2 separate regions of the Homo sapiens genome follow, and region 1 is linked to region 2. A link is a loop called in an ENCODE intact Hi-C map of the cell type or tissue named here. Cell type or tissue: K562. All regions are shown on one strand.

The links. A loop is a pair of places that touch in the nucleus more often than their neighbours do. Peaks named below come from ENCODE experiments on the same cell type or tissue, not always from the same donor. Only the 100,000 strongest peaks of a DNase experiment are listed, where the experiment ranks them.
Region 1: it touches region 2 in a loop (3-fold over the local background); 9 of 110 quality-filtered maps call a loop at or near these places.

The regions. Positions count from the first base shown.
Region 1 is chr2:61,134,498-61,136,997 of GRCh38, reverse strand. It overlaps LOC105374759 (a long non-coding RNA gene), which reads left to right. Exons shown (of 3, transcript XR_940137.1): 2 at 1,023-1,135. It also overlaps a transcript of SANBR not described here. Among named protein-coding and RNA genes, the nearest start is that of C2orf74-DT, 9.2 kb to the left of the region's middle. In K562, a CTCF peak has its summit at 1,341; a DNase peak (open chromatin) is centred at 1,297.
Region 2 is chr2:61,898,018-61,900,517 of GRCh38, reverse strand. It overlaps a transcript of COMMD1 not described here. Among named protein-coding and RNA genes, the nearest start is that of COMMD1, 6.4 kb to the left of the region's middle. In K562, a CTCF peak has its summit at 1,514 (motif pointing right); no DNase peak of the experiment used is centred here.

The sequences.
Region 1 (2,500 bases), 760 kb after region 2:
ATTATCGTTGTTGTTGTTGTTGTTGTTTTGGAGACAGTCTCATTCTGTCGCACAGGCTGGAGTGCAGTGGCGTGATCTCGGCTCACTGCAACCTTCGCCTCCCAAGTTCAAGCAATTCTCTGCCTCAGCCTCCCAAGTAGCTGGGATTACAGGCACCTGCCATCACGCCTGGCTAATTTTTTTTATTTTTAGTAGGTGCAGGGTTTCACCATCTTGGCCAGGCTGGTCTTGAACTCCTGACCTCGTGATCCACCCACCTCGGCCTCCCAAAGTGCTGGGATTACAGGCATGAGCCCCCACGCCCAGCCTAGCCTCAGTATTCTTTAAGAGTTTGCATCAGTTTGCTTGCCATCATCTTTTTTTTTTTTTGAGACATAGTCTCGCTCTGTCGCCCAGGCTGGAGTGCAGTGGCACCATCTCGGCTCACTGCAACCTCTGCCTCCCGGGTTCAAGTGATTCTCCTGCCTCAGACTCCTGAGTAGCTGGGATTACAGGCGCATGCCACCATGCCCAGCTAATTTTTGTATTTTTAGTAGAGACAGGGTTTCACCATGTTAGGCTGGTCTTGAACTCCTGACCTCGTGGTCCACCCACCTCGGCCTCCCAAACTGCTAGGATTACAGGCGTGAGCCACTGCGCTTGGCTGCCATCACTTATATTGATTTGTTTAGATTCTTTTTTCTTTTTTTTTTTTTCAGACGAGTCTCGCTCTGTTGCCCAGGCTGGAGTACAGTGGTGCGATCTTGGCTCACTGCAACCTCCACCTTCCAGGTTCAAGTGATTCTCCTGCCATAGTCTCCCGAGTAGCTGGGACTACAGGCATGTGCCACCATGCCCAGCTAATTTTTGTAGTTTTGGTAGAGACAGGTTTCACCATGTTGGCCAGGCTGGTCTCGAACTCCTGACCTCAGGTGATCCGCCCGCCTCGGCCTCCCAGAGTGCTGGGATTACAGGCCTGAGGCAATGCGCCCAACCTTGATTTTTTTAGACTCTTTAAACTTTTTTCCTTTCTCAATTTTCAGAACTATAAGAGACTTCTAAATGCTTAGAGAACCTGTGTTATTAATATACAAAAGCATGACTCTGAAAACAGGCAATTCTGGCACTGAAGAGCATCAGATTTAAACTCCATCTTGTAAGTGGTTTTCTTTGTTCTTTTTCTGCTTTCTTTCCCTTTTCATATTTGCTTTCTATAATTCCCTACGTATTTTAGCTATAATTTCTCTTATCAGCTATTTCCCAGTATTCTGTTTCCTTCTACAAATGATATACACGTGGGCTGAGGCAGGCCAAACTTAGAGCTTAATGTGGTTTTCCTGCACTTTTAGCACCACCTAATGATAGTGCTCTGGTATAAAGAATCTATGCTTTCCTGATTTTTTTATGCTCCTGAACACATTTCTAGCTGTGGCTTACAGTGTTGGTCTTTTAACGATTATCATGTCACATAACAGTATAGTTTTCAACCTGTCTGCACAACAGAGTCACCTGGTTACCTCTAAAAAATGCTGTCATTAGGCCCAAATCCAGAGCCACTGTCAGAGAGGCATTAACTCTTATTCATTGGACAAAACTAGATGTCATTTAAAAGTACTCAGTTCCATCACTTACTGGGAAGAGTCAGCTTTCTTCCCTTGGTATATAACTACATATACTTATGGTATTATATGACTAATCATGGCTAAAAATGAATACACTTGAGAGATCCCTTCAAGTACTTGTTCGTGATATATACTAATTCTGACAGTTGCCTACATTTCTTTCTCTTAATTTTTTTAAATTTGGGCAAATATATTAGACACATAAAAGTGCCATGATTAAAACAACCAACAGTTATATCTGCCATTCAAAAATGAACTAAAGTCTGCAACCTCCGCCTTCCCGAGTTCAGGAGATTTTCGTGCTTCAGCTTCCTGAGTAGCTGGGATTACAGGCGCGTGCCACCACACCTAGCTAATTTTTGTATTTTTAGTAGAGACGGAGTTTCACCATGTTGGCCAGGCTGGTCTCGAACTCCTGACCTCAGGTGATCTGCCCACCTTCTCGGCCTCCCAAAGTGCTGGGATTACAGGTGTGAGCCACCACTCCCAGCCAAAAAAATATTTATTTTTGAGTCTCGCTCTGTTGCAAGGCTGGAGTGCAGTGGCGCGATCTCAGCTCACTGCAACCTCCACCTCCCAGGTTCAAGCAATTCTCCTGCCTCAGCCTCCCAAGTAGCTGGGACTACAGGCATGTGCCACCACACCACCAGCTAATTTTTGTATTTTTAGTAGAGACGGGGGTTTCACCATGTTGGCCAGGATGGTCTCAATCCTGACGTTGTGATCCGCCCACCTTGGCCTCCCAAAATGCTGGGACTACAGGCGTGAGCCACCGTGCCTGGCCAACAATATATTTCTAATATTTCTAATAGAGCAGAAGAGCTGGTCACAGAAACAAGACCAATAACAACAAAACAATGAGAACATGAGACTGCTAAAGTGTGCCAATGTTGTGAGCA
Region 2 (2,500 bases):
AAATTATAGAAAGACCTAAGGCCATGCAAGGCAAGAGTTAAGTCATGCCTGCAGGCCATCAGTCTTGCTGAATAGGTCATTTTGACGCAAAATATTGTGGCTAACTCTGACATAGCATCCTTATCTTCAACATTTCTTTCTTCTGACTCCAAGTTTTAGACAGAGCCTTATGACTTTAACCAATTGCAAATTAAACAATCTCTGAATCCACCTGTAACTTGTAAGTCCCCACTTCAGCATATCCTGACTTCTTGGACCGAACCAATGTACACCTTCCATGTGTTGACTTACATCTTTGCCTGTAACTCCTGCCTCCCTGAAATGCATAAAATTGTAATCTGACCACCTCAGGACCACTTACTCAAAGTTCCTTGGGTTTGTGTCTTTCCCAGGCTGTGATCAGTCACATTGGCCCTGAATAAATATCTAAAAAATTTTACAGAGTTTGGTTTTTCTTTTAACATGACTAAGAACTCCTGAGTACTCCCAGCTCTAATTAACCTTCACAAGAAATACATTACTCTTTTAGAAGCAAGTGAAAATACAGGCTGGGCGCGGTGGCTCACACCTGTGATCCCAGCACTTTGGGAAACCAAGGTGGGCGGATCACTTGAGATCAGAAGTTCAAGACCAGCCTAGCCAACACAGTAAAACCCTGTCTCTACTAAAAATACAAAAATTAGCTGGGTGGGGTGGCACACGTCTGTAGTCCCAACTATGCAGGAGGCTGAGGCAGCATAGCTTGAGCCAGGGAGGTTGAGGTTGCAGTGAGCTGGGATCACGCCACTGTACTCCAGCCTGGGCGACAGAGCAAGACTCTGCCTCAAAAAAACAAACAAACAAAACAACAAGAACAACCAAAAACATTGCTATCATTATTTAACTCCTACTCAAATGTATGTGTAGAAGAGGCAAAATTTTACCTCTGCCCTCTTAGGGTTTTTTGGCTGGACTCGAGAATTAAACTTAACATTAAGACAGGTTAACAGGAGAAAGACATACAGACTTATTTAATATAAGTTTATATTATTTAATATAATGTATGACATGGAAGCCCTCATAAGTAAATGAAGACCCACAAAAGTGGGAACACTTAAATGCTTTTATATTAGGATGAACAAAGACAGGCAATGGCAGAAAAGTAACTAAACTATGTGGGGAGGCTAAAGGAAGATAAAAATTATTTTAACAAGGTCTGTTTGTACAGAATTTTCTCAGTCTCAACTTCCCATCCTTGACAATAAGAATGTTGCCTTCCTTCTGGTAAAGGGAGGACATCTTCCATATGGGGGTTTTATCTCCTGCTTTAAAGAAGAAAAGGGGAAGAATCAGAGTCCCTTCTTGCACCTATTTTTTTTAATGTGTCTTTAGCTCAAAATAATCCTTATGCCAAAGTGGCATATTTTGGGATAGCATATTCTGCCACATATCACTGGACATATTACTGCCTGCCTGAGCCTACAGCACGTTCCAAAATATCAGAGTGAGCAATAACATAAATTCCTGTGCCACCAGGGGCTGCTATTGCCAATGTAACTGTTGAAACTTGGTAGCAGCTGCATTTTTAGAATGGCTTTCAAGCAAAAGGATCCAAGTACAAAGTTTTATTTTATTAACTCTCAAAACAACCTATTTTGTAGATAACAAAGCTGGGTATAGGCCTATTAAAAGAATTGTCTAAGGCAAGGAAACGGTAAGAAAAAGACCCTGAAGCCTTGATGCAAAGGGAAATTATAAATACCTAACTAAGCCCTCCTTGTAAACAGGTTTCCTTTCTATTGTGGCCAAATAGGTTTTCATCCTAAGTTCCATTAAGCAACTGGTCCCAGGCAAGTAATAGGTGTTTTTTTAATGAGGTTTTCCACCTCTGAAAACATTAAAATATTATATAAAACGTGAACTGAAATGTGTGCAAACCCAAGGGCCCCAAAGTTTTACAATGAGCTCTACCTGCCCTCTGTCTCCATTCTACTTTCTCCAATTCTGCTGTTATTAACATTCACCCTTCGCTCAACTGGCCACTCAACAGATTTTATTTTCTTGAGACAGGGTCTCACTCTGTCATCCAGGCTGCAGTGCAGTGGCGTGATCCCAGCTTACTGCAAACCCAACCTCCCTGGCTCAAGCTATCCTTCTGCCTCAACCTCCCGCATAGATGGGACTACAGATGTGTGCCAGCCCGTCTAGCTGATTTTTAAACTTGTTTTAGAGACAGAGTCCCACCATGTTGCCCAGTCTGGTCTCCACCTCCTGAGGTCAAGTGATCCTCCCACCTTGACCTCCCAAACTGCTGTGATTACAGGTGTAAGCCACCATGCCCCAGCAACAGGTATTAGTTGAGAGCATTTGCAATCCATTCTTCTTGGCTCCAGGAGATACAGAAATGAATGACTGTCTCTGCCTTAAAATCTTACATTCTGGTAAGGGAAAATTACATGTAAATAAATTATTAAAATACAATGGACTGAGTTGTTATTACTTAGTACCTAAAAGTAGCTAT